Regions from separate parts of the Mus musculus genome. Here region 1 is linked to region 2. The links are chromatin loops, found by intact Hi-C in ENCODE. Cell type or tissue: heart. All regions are shown on one strand. Each heading gives the region's core, and the rest is flanking DNA. Links, peaks and the distances in the headings are about the cores only. Region 1 holds the start of Tra2a (transformer 2 alpha). Region 2 holds the start of Ccdc126 (coiled-coil domain containing 126).

Region 1 (8,332 bases), core at 323-8,322, 50 kb before region 2:
TCGGCTCGAGGGCCGACGGCCTAGTCACCGCGCTGTTCGGACTGTGGGGAGGAAGAAGGCGACGGCTACAACGGCCAGTGCGTTCCACTCCCACCAGCTCGCACGTTCAGGCAAAATGGCGCCCGTGCCGCCAGAAACCTCCTGGTGTCCCCGGCGCCTGACGTCAAGGGGCGGACCTGTGATGACGTCGTCGCGAACCCCGCCTCCGCCCCGGGAGGCTTTGTGTCCGCCTGGCCTAGCGCGGGAGATTGGCGGGTTTCAAGAGCTTGCTGTTTGGCGTTGGGTCGGTTTGTCCTCCGGGTGCTGGAATTAAAGGCGTGTGTCATCGCCTGGCTTTGCCTGTGGGGTTTTGTTCTTGAGTTTTTTTGGTTTTGTTCTCTTTAGGTATGGAACTCAGGTCTTTCTTGCATAGCAAAACAAACCAACCAAAAACAAGCAAACAAAAACCCAACAAACAAACCGACTTTTCCAGCTGAGTTTTCCTTATCCCCAGTATCTGCCCCCCCCCCTTTTTTTTTTTTTGGTTTGGTTTTTTTACAGAGACAGGGTTTCTCTGTATAGCCTTGGCTGTCCTGGAACTCACTTTGTAGGCCAGGCTGGCCTCGAACTCAGAAATCTGCCTGCCTCTGCCTTCCGAGTGCTGGGATTAAAGGCGTGAGCCACCACGCCCGGCTAGTATCTGCCCTTTTAAACGTTGAAATAACAATATATACACAGATGGGGTTATACTGAAAAGCCATGAGTTTCTCACTCTTCTCTGCTTCCAAACCTCAAGACAGGGTTTCTGTGTAACCCTGGCTGTCCTGGAACTCCCTCTGTAGACCAGGCTGGCCTGGAACTCACAGAAATCTGCCTGCCTCTGCCTCCCAAGTTCTGGGAATAAAGGCATGAGCTCCCACCACAGCGGGGGGCATTTTAATTGAAGTTCCCTCCTCTCAGGTGACCTTATCTGTGCCAAGTTGATAGAAAATTATCCAGCACACCTAGCATGTACTAGGCTCTGGGTTTAGTCCTCAACACTGTAGAACATGTAAATAAATAAAAATAAATTGGGGGAATATATTGTTTGGCAACATTAGTATCCATACTTCTTGCTCTAGAAAAATAAGGAACACCAGCACAAATAATGAATTCACAAAGACCTGAAATAGCTGGGTGTGGTGATCTGTGCCTGTGATCCCACCACTTAGGCGTCTAGAAGGAAGGACTGTTGGAAGTTCCAGCCAACCTGAGATATAAAAAGAGAGCCTATCAGAAATGTCAGAGAGCTAGTTATCAAACTCTTTAAAAAAAAAAAGATTTATTATATGTAAGTACACTGTAGCTGTCTTCAGACACACCAGAAGAGGGTGTTAGATCTCATTATGGATGGCTGTGAACCACCATGTGGTTGCTGGGATTTGAACTCAGGACCTTCAGAAGAGCAGTCAGTGCTCTTAACCGCTGAGCTATCCCTCCAGCCCCCATTATTAAACTCTTAATGGTTTGGACTCAGCCACAACAGGAAGATTTATGTTGTGAATATCAGCAAATCATTTTTCTTCCTCTTTCTTTCAGAGAGCTCATTATTAAATACTTACCCTTCTATTCATGTAATATCATGTAAGTTAATATGTAGTGTTATTTTGTAAGTGCATTTAGAACAGCACATTCCTGATTTACTATATTGTTGTTTCTTCAATTTTTTATTGGATATTTTCTTTATTTACATTTCAAATGTTTTCCCCTTTCCAGGTCTCCCATTCTGAAACCCCCACCACCACCACCCCATCCCCTGCCTCTGTGAGGGTGTTCCCCCATCCACCCACCCACCCACTCCTGTCTTCCTGCCCTGGCATTCCCCTACACTGGGGCATCAAACCCCTTCTCTCCTCCCACTGATGTCCAACAAGGCCATCCTCTGCCACATATATGGCCAGCGCCATGGGGCCCTCCATGTGTATTCTTTGGTTGGTGGTCCAGCTCCCTGGGAGCTCAGTGGGTGGGGGTGGGGGAGAGGTCTGGCCTGTTGTCACTGTTGCTCCCTCCTTGGGGCTGCAAAGCCCTTGTGTGTTTCTTTCTTTCCTTTTTTTTTTTTTTTTTTTTGGGTTTTTTTTTTTGTTTGTTTGTTTGTTTTTTTGTTTTTTTGTTTTTTTTTTGGTTTTTCAAAACAGGGTTTCTCTGTATAGCCCTGGCTGTCCTGGAGCTCACTTTGTAGACCAGGCTGGCCTCAAACTCAGAAATCCGCTTGCCTCTGCCGCCCGAGTGCTGGGATTAAAGGTGTGCGCCACCATGCCAGGCTCCCTTGTGTGTTTCTAATTTAACTCCCCAACAGCACTGTGGGTTTTATTCGTGTTTTGAGATGGAGTCTCCCTGTGTAGCTCAGGATAGAGTTGAATGCATGACCATTCCTGCATCAGCCTATCGTGTGCTTGGGTTACAGGCATGCAACATCACATCCCCTCTAGCTCACGATATTGTGATAAGATGCATTGAAGTTGATATGTGCAACTCTCATTTTCTTCAATAATAATGTTGCCCTGCTTCACCTGCAAGATCCATAAAGATAGATATTCCTTTAAGAAAAAAGCGTTAGGGCTGGGACTGTAGCTCAGTGGTAGACTATGTGCTTCCCATATGCAATGCCTTGTATCTTTTGTTTTTATTTTTTTGTTTTTCTATCTGGCCTGTACTTTCAAGGGAGATGGAAGAGAATTGCTACAAGTTCAAGTCCAGCTTTGGACTTTATGATAAATCCTAAGCTGCACAGTGAGTATCTGCCTCAAGACAACAACAAATGAAAAATGTTAGTTAATGTAGAAAATAATAGATTTCAGAGCTGAAGAGATAGTGATTAAAGCACTGGGTGCTCTTCCAAAGGCCCTGGATTCAATCCCCAAGCACCCACATGGTAGCTCATACCCATCTATAGCTCCAGTTTCAGGGGACTTGATAACCTTCATCTAGTCTCTATGGAGACCAGGCATGTTTGTGGTGCTTAGACATACATGCAGGAAAAACACTCATTCAAGCAAAATACAATAAAAATAATTTTAAAAAGAAAATAAATTTCTATGACATTTCATACATATATTAGTAGACCTTGTTCATATTTCTCTCTTGCTATCCTTCCCCATTATCTCTTCCTTTAGGGATCCTTCTCACAACTAGTTCCTTGCAGACACACACACACACACACACACACACACACACACACCAGTTTCTGTTCCACATATATATGGGGGAGGGGTGAATCTGTGGCCACTGAGACCAACAGTGTATTGATCCACTGGAGGCCACAAGGAAATCTGGTTCAACAGAACTAAGTAGCTGGGATTGGCTCAAAACTCCCCGAGTCTGACTTCAGGCGATTTATTTTAGGCATATTTAAACACAGCACAATTTTAGAAAAATGCTTCCTGATAATTACCGCAGTCCCGCGTGTATCACAAAGTCTAAGGCATGTCTACAATGAAAATCTTTGTAAAGCGTATGACCTCTTCCATAAAGATGAGTTCCATAGATTGACTACTGCTGTATAAATTATATTTAATCTCAATCCAGGGTTTCTACCTCATCTTAGATCGTTTAGTTCCCAGATAAAAGTGCACAACAGTTATAATTTTCATAAGCTTTAATCAGAACAAGAGCTGGGCAGATATCTGTCCTCTGCGCTATTATGTCTATTTCCCAGACAATAATCCCATTACATAATTTGTCATGTTTCTTCAGGGCTGCTCTTAACTCCAATTAGCCAATCCACATGGCCATTATTTTAAGATCCTTATCCTGCGGTAGCTTCTCTGCTATTTTCCTTCTCTTTCCACCTCATGGTTCTCCTTTGACCCCAAGCACTGGAACATTAAACTCCACCCATCTCTCTTCTGTCCAGCTATAGGCTGTAGGCACCTTTATTCACCAATCAGGAATAACTTGGGGGGCAAGGTCACTTAGCATTACTTGGATCTGAGTTCGGTCTCTAGGAGCAACCAGTATTTAGTAGAGCAAAAGACTAAACCTCAACAGACTATCTGTAACCGTTTAAGGATCCGGAGGAGGTGTGGTCTCAGTCACACAGTGCAGAGGTCACCAGGCTATCAAACACTTCTGCTCCCATTTGTAAAGTACAAGTCCAGGGCTCACAACCACCCGTAATGAGATCTGACACCCTCTTTTGGTACATCTGAAGACAGCTACAGTGTACCTATTTATAATAATAAATAAATCTTTGGGCCAGAGGGAGCGGGGTTGACTGGAGCGAGCAGAGGTCCTAAAATTCAATTCCCAACACCCACATGAAGGCTCACAACCATTTGTACAGCTACAGTGTACTCATATACATAAAAAAAAAAAGTACATGCCCACATCTCCCAGAAGGATAAGTGCTACAGATTGACTGAGAAACAGTGCTCAAGATAAGGGTCTGGGAGCATTCCTGAGATAAACATAAAAGTCAGGGGAGCCAGGTGTGGCCTTGTCCTAAGGTTAGCACAGAAGTCACCAGGCGATTAAACCACACCTGAAATGGAAACTTCTAGTTTTGGGGGAAGTTAGTTGTGCCAAATGATGGTTTGCTGGGGCACACAGGTGAAAGGATGTGTGGATATAGTTGGCACGTGAAAGGACACATGACACGTGATGAAGGAGTATAAATATGACCCTACAGACAGTAGGAGCACTGAGCCTTGGTATGGTTTGCTCTGCCTCGCTATTCTTTGCTAAGGATAAGGATGCATTGGTTCCCCTTACATAGTGTTGTTGAGCTCAACTTGTGATGATTCCAACCTTGAGAGAAACTGTCTCAAGAACTGCTCATAAGGTTCCTGCTACTTCAGCGGCCTCGCTGGTTGGCGAGCCTAGTGGTTTCTTCAGGACTGAATTACAGCTGCCTGGTGTCTGCCTGCCTAGAGGACTGGTCTGCAGCTGCTGAGTCGTATTTGGTGTTTGCTACAGGACTGAACTGCTATCCAAGAAGATCGAGCTCGCCCCCAAAGAACTGGTGCTGAACAGGTCCACTCCCCCCACATCCTAATAATTTTTCCTTTCCACTACCTCTGCTGGGTGGTGGGCCAGAGGAAAGGTTGAACCCTTATTAAAAGTTATTAAACCCTTATTAAAAGTTTGCATATACACACCTATTCCCATTGCTTCGAAGAGAAAAGCCCTGGATGTTTAACATTCCGGTTTCCCTAGTGCTTGTCTGTGAGCACAGGACCTCTGTGCCCCCGACATACGTGCTGTGCTGGCTTTCTTTCCCTCGTTTTCTCTCTTGCCCTCCTTCCCTCTCCGTCTAGACCCTATTTCCACCCATCGTAGTCCCACTTAATGTCTGCCTCTGTTGAGTTAAGACCTCCTGGATTACTAACCTCCTGGCTCGTCAAACCCTACTGAGAATTTCACTTTATCTCCCTTCCAACTAGATCAAGCTTGGAGAGGAGAAATAGCCAGGCAATGGAAATGTCCTATGTAGGACTCTGCCAAGCTTACAGACCCAAGTCCACCACCAGGCGGCAGTAGAAACACGCTAGAAATGCAGGCTGCCAGGGCTCTCCAACAATGGTCTCCAATGCTCTCACACCCCAACGTCCCCCATCCCACCCCCACCTTTTTTTCTGCTTGGACATTTTCATTCTGATCAACTTGTCTTTTATTAATATTACTCCCCCCTCCTTTTTTTTTTTTGGAGACAGGGTTTCCCTGTGCAGTCCTGGGTGTCCTGGAACTCACTCTGTAGACCAGGCTGGCCTCGAACTCAGAAATCTGCCTGCCTCTGCCTCCCAGCAGTGGGATTACAGGCGTGCGCCACCACTGCCCGGCCAATATTACCCTTCTATAGAGTCATGCAAATGTGTTTTCTCTCTCTCTCTCTCTCTCTCTCTCTCTCTCCCTCTCTCTCTCCCTCTCTCCCTCCCTCTCTCCCTCCCTCCCCCCTCCCCCCCTTTCTTTTCTCTTTTTGTTATTCCAAGGCCCGGTTTCACTAGCTCAGGTTGTCTTGGAACTCACTGTACAGATCAACTCTGCCTCTGTCCTCCGAGTGCTGAAATTAAAGGTGTGTGCCACCATGCCTTGCTGCAAATGTATATGATTTATGTTTACTCTTTATGTCTGGTAATACTAAATTTAAAGTTCTGAAGCAGAACCGAAGGCACTGAGATAAAAATCATGCGACACAATCCTTTTACAGTGAGTCATTTAAATGCACTTCCGGGGGCGTTTCAGTGAGTCATTAGCTGAGTTCGTGAGAGGATGGGTTCAGTGTTTTCCTGCTGTCCTGCACAAACACCACCGTCTAACCCAGCACTTTGGCACCATCCCAGAAAAACGGGTCCTTAGTAGTCACTCTCTACTCCCATCCCCGCGTCTTATTGTAACGGCAAATCTGCCTTATGTCTCCATAGATACCCCATTGTGGGCATTTTGTAGGAATGGATTTGGTATGGCAGCCGGAGACTTATCTATGACAATAGGGATAAAGTTCCTTTTGTTTGTTTGTTTTGAGTTTTGTCTAGAACATTAAAAAGTAATGTACAAATAGAAAAAACACCTTGGAATTATCAGTGACCTTAATTTAACAAAATAATACTTATACTATACAAAATATAATACAACTTGTCTGCTCTCTTGGATAGGAACACTTTTTGTTGTTTAATTTGTTTTAAAATTTATTTTTAATTCATTCACTTTACATCTAGATTGCTGTCCTCTCCTCTCACAGTCCCTCTGAGAGAATAGAGGTCCCCCTTGGGTACCTCCTTCCCAGAACATCAAGTCTCTGAAGGGCTAGGAGCTTCTTCTCCCACTGAGGCCAGACAAGGCAGCTGAGTTAGGGGAACAGATTCCATAGACAGGCAACAGCTTTAGGGACAGCCTCTGCTTCAGTTGTTCAGGACCCACCTGAAGACCAAGCTGCACATCTGCTACATTTGGGGGGGTTGGTGTGCTAGGTCCAGCCCATGTATGCTCTTTGGTTGGTGGTTCAGTCTTTGAGAGCCCCATTGTTTTTTGTTTTTGAATTATGATACATTAGGAGCAGAGGAATGCAGGTGACTGAGAAAGGTTTGTAGGGTTCAGGGAGTCTTTTTTTTTTTAATTATTATGGTTATGCTTAATTTATGTGTGAGAGAAGAACCTCTTTTTTTTTTATGGATCTTTTTCTTAAAGAGTTATTTATTTATTTTATGTATATGAGTACACTATAGCAGCCTTCAGACACACCAGAAGAGAGCATCAGTTCCCATTACAGATGGTTGTGAGCTTCCATGTGGTTGTTGGGAATTGAACTCAAGACCTCTGGAAAAGCAGTCAGAACTCTTAACCACTAAGCCAGGTTCAGGGAGTCCTAATTCCCCAGGATATAATAAGTCAAATAATAGCCAGGTATTACCCACAATGCTCTCTGGCTTCTCCTGAAGGTGGGCTTTTTTTCCTCATGGGCTTGTAGGCTCTTGGCCCAGAGCTGGCCAGAAGTGTTTCTGGTGAATTTTGCCACAGCTCATAGCTCAGGCATTTCTGGGACAGCTGGGCCTTTTAGCAAATGTCGAGGGAAGGGGGTTGTATCTGTCTTGTAGCTTTCCCAAAGGTAACAGTGATGAATTCATAACAACCTCCTCTTATGGGGACCAACAGGAAATAAATGAGTTTCCTCATCATACTGGCAGAGGTAACCACATCTAGAGCGAGAGAAAGTAGAAGTTCTCATACAAGATACAAGCAGGGAGATGGAGTTGGATCTCTTTCAAATTATCTCCTGATACAGAAGAGCCACATCATATCTTAGAACACAAGCATTCCTTCAAAATGTTTGTCTTGTAAGACTCCAGGGAGTCTTAGCTTACCAGGGACCCCCTCAGTGAACCACGTGGAGCCAGGATCGATGCAAAAAGCAAGAGAAATTTATTGTTCATGTGCAATGGGGTTGTCCCAGACCCGAAGGAGAGGTGGCGACCACCAGCACCAGTTCCTCCAGTTTTTTGTATGCATCAGCAACTAGGCACAATATGATTGGCGGAACAGTGCACCCTTTAAACTTATTGGTCTTTAGGGAATGAGGTGACAAGGACTTCCCTTGTCTGAAGGTGAGCAACAGTCAGTCCTGCGGAATGTGTCCCCACCCGAAGGTCCCTTCAGGCCCTGTGGTCAGAGAAATGCTAATTAGCCTCTCCCTTCCAGAGGGGCAAGTGTTTCTTGACCTTCCCAAAGTTCCTATGCTGACCTTTTCAGTCTCTGGTTGTTATTTCTACTGTTGCCCACGGGCAAGAAAACAATCCTGTATACAGGTGTGAGAGGCATCTGGCACTGCAGGCTGTATCACTGGCAACAGGGACACAGTGAAAATGGCAACCTAAAGTTATGA
Region 2 (8,332 bases), core at 200-8,199:
AACAGAAGACCAATCTGCTTAACAGAATTAGGTGAGTTGGGGTAATGAGCTTCAGCTAAAAAAAAGGCTCAGCTGTGTCAGACTGAAGTTACTTATTTGGGATACACCCTTTGAGATGGAAAGTGGTGGCTAAAAGAAGCCAGAAAAAAAGACTAACTCAGATCCCCACCCCAACTACACCAAGGCAAGTTAAGAGAATTCTTTGGCACTGCTGGCTCCTGCAGGCTCTGGATACTTGGGTTTGCAACCTTAGCTGCCCTGTTGTACCCCCTAACCAAGGAAGGGGAGGTGTTTGTATGGACCCCAGAAAGCCTTTAAAGAAATTAAAAAGACCCTACTAATGGCCCCAGCCTTGGCTGACCTAATGAGAAAGCAGGGGCCGTCAGAGGAGTCCTTACTTAAACTTTGGGACCTTGGAAAAGGCCAGTGGCTTACCTATCCAAGAAGTTAGATCCTGTTGCCAGTGGGTGATTTTCTTGCCTGAAAGCTATTGCTGCCATAGCTCTACTTGTCAAGGATGCAGATAGGTTCACTATGGGACAGCAAAATGATCTGAAGGATCAGCCTTGGCCTGGGAGTCTGAGCTGGTCCACAGATGGCAGTAACTTCATGGTTGAAAGTAAGTGGAAGGTGGGGGGGCAGCAGTGGTGGACAGAAAGCAAGTGATCTGGGCCAGCAGCCTCCCTGAAGGGATGTCGGCCTAAAAAGCCAAACTTGTGGCTTTGATACAAGCTCTACGAATGACAAAGGGGAAGTCTATCAACATTTACACTGACAGCAGGTATGCTTTTGCCACTGCACGGAGCAATATACAAAGGGGGCTGTTGACATCTGCAGAGACTGGTTAGACCATTCCCTTATCATATTCTGAGATTACTGGGAGTGGCTGACTCGGTAGTCAAACATTGTGTGCCTTGCCAGCTGGTTAATGCTAATCCTTCTGGAATGCCTCCTGGGAGAAGACTGAGGGGGATCCACCCAGGCACTCACTGGGAAGTAAACATCACTGAAGTGAAGCCAGCCAAGTATGGTAACAAGTACTTATTAGTGTTTATAGACACCTTTTCAGGCTGGGTAGAAGCTTTTCCTACCAGCACTGAGACCGCCAATGTGATGGCCAAGAAGATCCTAGAAGAAATCTTCCCGAGGTTTGGGGTCCCAGGTAAGTCAAGGACAGGCCTCAAAGCTCAGGACAGGTAGAGAGGATGAATAAAACCATTAAAGAGGCACACACCTTTAATCCCAGCACTCGGGAAGCAGAGGCAGGCGGATTTCTGAGTTCGAGGCCAGCCTGGTCTACAGAGTGAGTTCCAGGACAGCCAGGGCTATACAGAGAAACCCTGTCTTGAAATACCAAAAAAAAAAAAAAAAGAGAGAGAGAGAGAGAGAGAGAGAGAGAGAGGGAGGGAGAGAGAGACCCTTACCAAATTGACAGCAGAGACTGTTGCTAATGATTGGATAGCTCTCCTATCCTTTGTGCACCCCTGGACAGTTTGGACTGACCCCCTATGAATTACTCTGGGGGGGGGCACCACTGGTAAAAATAGCCTCTGTACACAGTGATAACATGCTGCTTTCCCAGCCTTTGTTCATTGGGCTCAAGGCACTCCAGTGGGTGAGACAGCAAGCATGGAAGCAGCTCCAGGAGACCTACTCAAGAGAAGGAGACCTGCAAGCCCCACATCGCTTCCAAGTTAGAGATTCAGTCTACCCTTATGGGACACCTTTTGATTTTGCTTCTGCTTTTAATTGTAGGTCCATGTGTGTTAGAAAATACATGTGTCTAGTTCTAAGATTAGAACTATTTACTAGAAAGATCCTGAGAGAGAGAGAGAGAGAGAGAGAGAGAGAGAGAGAAATTATTTAAGCCCCTAGACCTGTGTCTAAAATAGACCTCACTAATGGCAGAGAGTAGAACTTGCCCCATTGTTCCAGGAACCGTTCCTTAAACCCGTTATGCAAACTTGCTAGCTTGCCAAATGCTATAGCCCAATGCCAGGTGTTTGCGGTTTTTGACTTTATAAACCCCTTATCCCTTGAGCTTGTCATCCACTCCTCTATCCCTGCTTGGGATACGAGTCGTCCCCAGTGCACTGGTCTTTCCCAAATAAACCTCTTTCAGTTTGCATCAAGACCGTTTTTCATGAGTGATGTGGGGTGTTGCCTCTCCTGAGTCAGAACATGGGGGAGTCCTTACATTGTGGGTCTTTCACAATCACAGCTCTCAGGAGCTGTACTGGCTAGTTTTGTGTCAACTTGACACAGCTGGAGTTATCACAGAGAAAGGAGCTTCAGTTGAGGAAATGCCTCCATGAGATCCAACTGTAAGGCATTTTCTCAATTAGTGACCAAGGGGGAAAGGCCCCTTGTGGGTGGGAGCATCTCTGGGCTGGTAGTCTTGGGTTCTATAAGAGAGCAGGCTGAGCAAGCCAGGTGAGGCAAGCCAGTAAAGAACATCCCTCCATGGCCTCTGCATCAGCTCCTGCTCCCTGACCTTCTTGAGTTCCAGTCCTGACTTCCTTTGGTGATGAACAGCAGCATGGAAGTATAAGCCGAATAAACCCTTTCCTCCCCAACTTGCTTCTTGATCATGATGTTTGTGCAGGAATAGAAACCCTGACTAAGACAGGAGCCTATGTGGGTTCTATGACAGTCAGTGCTTTGTACAGAGACTCCGTCTTTAAAAAATGTGAAGGCCAAGACCCAAGAGCCAGGATAAGGAAAGCACTCCCTTAGGCCAGCAGGGCCTCATCCCTAGAGGCAACAGATGGAAGATGGCCATACTCTTGCTGGCTACAATATCTAGAGAGCCAACTCTGTAACTTATCCTCCACCTGAGCGGTGGCTATTATTTCTTCAGTTTGCAGACCTTATAGGCATCCATGGTTTTACTGTGCACTATAGCCATTTGCCCCTGACTTAAGTTTAGAAATTATAAATTTCAGTATTGGCTGAACCTCTGTTTAAAACGTTGGTAAAGGTTTTGTTGCATGGTATACACACACACAAAGATAAATTCTATCAGTGCATTTACTTAGCTAAATATATATAAAACATTTAACATTTATAGTTGTACTGGCTGGTTTTGTGTATCAAGTTGACATAAGCTGGAGTTTTCACAGAGAAAGGAGCCTCCCTTGAAGAAATGCCTCTATGAGATCCACCTATAAGACATTTTCTCAATTAGTGATCGCAGGGGGCGGGGCGCATTGTGGGTGGTGCCATCCCTTGGCTGGTAGTCCTGGGTTCTTTAAGAGAGCAGGCTGAGCAAGCCAGGGGAAGCAAAGTGACATCCTTCCATCAGCTCCTGCCTTCTGACCTGCTTGAGTTCCAGTCCTGAATTCCTTTGGTGATGAGCAGCAATGTGGAAGTGTAAGATGAATAAACCCTTTCCTCCCCAACTTGCTTCTTGATCCTGATGTTTATGCAGGAATAGAAACCCCGACTAAGACAATAGTCAACAGATTAAAACCCTGGTTGATATCTACATTTTTTTCTTATGTAGCAAGTTTTCAGCATCTATGTGGTGGCTTGCTGTTACAGTACCTCCTAATTCAGACGAACTACATTGTAGATCCTCGAGGGTCATATATGTCTAGCAGCATTAGAGAGCACAGAACATTTGTGTCCAGATTATCCCATTTTGTGCATTGGTTACATGGGTTTTTTTTCTCCTTAGTTAGGGCCCTGGTTGGATCCCCCTTTCCTTCTCCTCCCCTCCTTCTACTGTGACGTGGAGGATCAAACTATCCTCATACAAGGTATTAATAAACCCCTACATGTGCTGGTGTTCTACAGATGGAACACTTTGTTTTGCCCTTGATTCTTTTTCTTGTGATTAAAATTCTTTGTACATTCTGAGTACAAGGCCTTTCTTGATTTATATATTTCAAGGGTCTCATTCCACTCTTAAGGCTTGTCTTTTGTTTGTTGCTGTTAAAACTGTCTTTCCCAGGCTGCATTTGATTTCCAGGTCCTCCTGTTTTGTTTGGTGTGTGTGTGTGTGTGTGTGTGTGTGTGTGTGTGTGTGTATGTATGTGTGAAAGAGCGACAGAGAGAGAGAGAGAGAGAAACACACAGAGAAAGACACAGAGACACAGAGAGAGAGACACACAGAGACACACACAGAGACACAGAGAGAGAGATGCACACAGAGAGGCACACAGAGAGAGGCACACACAGAGACATATACACACACAGATAGAGAGAGACAGAGGGAGAGAGAATTTTATGAGTATTGGTATTTTGCTTGCATATACCTTAGTGTACCAACTGTATTCCTGGTGAGGCCAGAGGAAGACTGTCAGATATCCAGAAATGGGGTGACAGATGGTTGTGAGCCACCATGTGGATTCTGGAAACTAAACCCGAGTGCTCTCTAAGCACAAGGGCTCAGCCATCTTTCCAGCCCAATTTGACTTTTTAACGTGTAATTTTGTGTGTGCTGAGCATTTAATCAGGGCCATATTCATGCTAGCCAAGTGTTCTACCACTAAGCTGCATACCAAGTCCCGAAGTACTTGATTTTTTAAAAATGTATTAACTTTGTTAAACTCTTATTAATTGTAATAATTTGTCTACAAGTTGTTTTGTATTTGTCATGTGTATACATATTTATACCATCCGTGACAAGAATATCTTTAAAACACTTTATTTGTATTCATGTAATTGTGTGTGAGTGTGCTGAGGTCTGCAGAGGCCAGAAGCAGATGGGATCCCTTGGAGCTGGAGTTCCAAGAGATTATGAACCTCTTGATGTGGGAGCTGGTAATTGAACTCTGGTCTTCTGGTCCCTCAGCAAACTGTCTGAACTTTTGAGCTAGGTCTCCAGTCCTCAGAAAAGGATAGTTTGTTTCTATTAGTCTTTAGTCCTTTTAGTTATTTTTTTATCCTATTTCCCTGAGTGAGGACCTTCAGGAGCACCATGGGGACATTGGACTCTCCAACACTAGGATGCCCTCTAGTGTCAGACAACAGCATTAGGGGTTTCTTTTCTAGTGGAAGGTAGATAGTAGGATGCTTCACCACTAGTGGCGAATAGGGTGCTGAGTTTTCTCTAGTAGCAATGCAGCTGCTGCGCCTCTTAGTTGCTAAGCAACCGCGTCGCCCTGAGCCCCTGGGCCAACAGCACGTGCTGTCTCTCCGCAAGGCGGGACTACATTCCCCACAATGCCGCGCGCAGTAGGCCCTGGCCGGAGAATGGGGGAAGGGTGGCCGGGAGGCGGAGCGGAAACCGGGAGTAGCGTCCCCGGGTGCCGAGCGCTCTCGGTCCTACCTCCGTCCTGGCCCGCAGGCTGTTGCGGCGCCGCTAACGCCCTCCCGTGGCGGGCTGTGGCTGTACTTCCAGTTTGTGAGCCCCGCGGCGGCGGCCCGCGTGATTGAAAGGAAACCAGCAGGCCAGGTCAGACGGAGGAGATTGGGGAGGCGGGAGGCGGTGTCCCTGCGGCCCCGGCTTTGCTACTTTGACAGCCTCGACCGCCGGGCCGGGCTCCGCGGTGCTCTGCGGGGATGGGCAGTCTCTGCGGCCGCGCTCATTTGTGCTCCACTCTTGACAGCTCAATTCTCTCGTTAGGAGAAGGACGTGAAATGCCCATTAAACCTGCCAAACTCTTCTCCTGGGAGGCTGGGGAGGAACTTTATCTGCTGTAGGTACAGGCGGTGGCAATTGAATGGCCAGGCAGCCAGGATTCGAACCCCTGGCGTCCCTCTGCCTGCTGCTTCATTCAGGCTAAGCAATGGCTCCAAGCCGATGTGTTTCATCCAGCAGATGGAGATCTCATACAGTTTTAAGTTGTTAGATTTATGGATAATAAGCTATTACACCTTGAGTTTTTCATTTGATGAAAAGATGTTTTGAATGTGATTCGAAGTGTGTGGACTTTTGGTTAATCACTAGGTTGTGTGTTCAGTTTATATTTTTACTTCTTACATGCAGAGAATTCCTTAAGATATGCTGGCTTCTTAATTTCCGCCCCTTTAAGATGGCTGAGAATGTTCTAAGGAAATTGATGACTCTGCTTTCCTGGGGATCAGCTCTGTATATAACTGTACAAGGACTCACCTCCCCCACCTCCCTAGCCTGGTCCCATAGGAAACCCTTAAAAGGAGATTAAAGGCTTTGTCCGTCAGATCCTTTGCAGCTTTGCCCTATGTCAACTTTCTGTACTGTTTCTAATGGTTCAGTCGTTTCTCTCCTCCCCACTCCCCTTCTCTCATTTTCTAGACAGGATTTCTCTGTGTAGCCCTGGCTGTCCTGGAACTCACTCAGTAGACCAGAAAACTATAAATCCCCTTACGCATTTATTCGTGACCAGGCTGGCCTCAAACTCAAGAGATCCTCCTGCCTCCGCCTCCCTAGTGCTGGGATTAAAGGTGTGCGCCACCATCACCTGACACCCACTTAGGATTTCTGTTCCCAGGTTATAGTTTTTGTCTGGAGACACATTGAGTGAATGCAGTAAATCTGATCAGGAACGACTTCAACGTGTTCAGGTTCTGTCAGTTGTTTTTACCCTTGCTTTCTCAATGTTATTGACATTGGGTTTTCAAGGAAAGCTTTATAAAACTTTAACTGAATTTCATTTTTATTTAACGTGTATGCCCTGTATGTACTATTTTGAGTCGAGACATGATGATTTATGTGACTGTGTGATATCTTTAGGGAAAGGGGAGCCTTCTAATGATTGCTAGAACAGTAGCAGTTAATAATTGTGGAAGGGGGCATACGCATGCAAACATTTCTGATTAACCTTAAAACGTGCGGCAGAAACACTCATTTTGAAGAAAATGTCTCTCCTTGGTGTTATGAGTGCAGTAGAGGAGAAGGTGAGAACCGCAGCCTTGGTTCTTGTCCTGTTCTGCCACCATCCGCATGACCTTAGCTCTGCTTTCTCTGCAGTTCTCCTTTCCCCGTGTCTACAGTAATGAACAGATCGATTCGTCTATCTCAGACTTCCAATGCTAAGGATCTTGGAACATCCATTTTACTATAGCGGAAAACTATAAATCCCCTTACACATTTATTCGTGTCCTTGTTCCCTGCCCTTTACGTTTTACAGTTCTTTCCTTCCACCCTGATAAAAAGGGATTCTCGTGGAAGAGCTAGGAAGCTGCAGAAATCATGATCCCTACCAACCAGCATCGGCTCTGCGAGCTGCGGCTCCTTTTCCTTCCATCCTAGTGGTCCTGGGTACCTCTTGCCTGTGCACTCTTAGCTTCTGGTCTCACTTCTCTAACCCGTTTTCATTTTTCCTTTTCATAAATTCATCTGCTTCAGCCATTGTTTTCTCTCTGGTCTCTTTATGTAGAAGGCCCCTGGCAGGGGTGCCCTGTGCTAGCCCGTTCATCTGGAAAGAGGTGTAGGGCCATATGACACAAGCTATGATTGGCTAAGGCTCTGAGCAGCTCAGCCTGTGACCGAAATATCTGATGCTGCATAATGTGGTTTTAGATTAAACACTCTCTACAGCACAGTGATAAAGCACTCTTCTTTTGATATAGTGCTTCCTGTTTTCAATCCCAGCCTTACTTTACCCCCACCCCTATCTCACCATAGCTCTGGCTGGACTGGAACTCGCTGTGTAGACTGGTCTTCAACTCACTGAGCTCTAACTGCTTCTGCCTGCCTCATGCTGGAATTAAAGCCCTGTGCCATCAGGCAAGAGTACTTTAGTGTACTTTATTCTCTCTCTCTCTCTCTTTTTTTTTTTTTTTTTTTTGGTTTTTTGAGACAGGGTTTCTCTGTATAGCCCTGGCTGTCCTGGAGCTCACTTTGTAGACCAGGCTGGCCTCGAACTCAGAAATCCGCCTGCCTCTGCCTCCTGAGTGCTGGAATTAAAGGCGTGCGCCACCACCACGCCCGGCTTTATTCTCTCTTTTAAGATCTATTTTTATAATTGTTACCGCTGTTGCTTCTCTTCCCCAAGATGCCATCTGAAAATGTTAAGATATCTCTGTGTCACCTTAGTAGGAACTCTTGTGTAGCTTTCTTCAAGGCAGTAGATTTTATTTATTTATTTTTCAACCTTTAGTTCTTAGCACTGTGGATTGAACTCAGTAGCTACATACCCCCAGGCCTAAGCATCTTCAAGTTTAGGCCTAATTATAGAGTTGGTAGCTGTTGCCTGTGTTAATTCTTTTCCACCAGATATTTGCTTCAGGCAGTATTATGTAGAGAAAATATTTTAGGAATGGACAGTTTCCAGAAATTCCATTCCAGGGCCAAGTCTGGTGTGTGTGTGTCTGTGTGTGTAGGGCTTAGTTCTGCATCTTGCATTGGAGAGAGCTATGTGTACTTCTGACTGTTGGTGAACATACCATATCTTTTTTATAC

What was found. Peaks named below come from ENCODE experiments on the same cell type or tissue, not always from the same donor. Only the 100,000 strongest peaks of a DNase experiment are listed, where the experiment ranks them.
Region 1: a loop joins it to region 2, with 6 times the contacts of the local background. A loop is called at or near these places in 27 of 42 quality-filtered maps.

What each region holds. Positions count from the first base shown.
Region 1 is chr6:49,263,914-49,272,245 of GRCm38, forward strand. It overlaps Tra2a (transformer 2 alpha), which reads right to left and starts at 139. Exons shown (of 8, transcript NM_198102.2): 1 at 1-139. In heart, for the core only: a CTCF peak has its summit at 5,483 (motif pointing right); a DNase peak (open chromatin) is centred at 5,488; H3K4me3 peaks cover 213 bases; H3K27ac peaks cover 248 bases.
Region 2 is chr6:49,314,080-49,322,411 of GRCm38, forward strand. Ccdc126 (coiled-coil domain containing 126) reads left to right here and starts at 5,195. Exons shown (of 3, transcript NM_175098.6): 1 at 5,195-5,401. In heart, for the core only: CTCF peaks have their summits at 5,029 and 5,229; a DNase peak (open chromatin) is centred at 5,152; H3K4me3 peaks cover 1,461 bases; H3K27ac peaks cover 775 bases.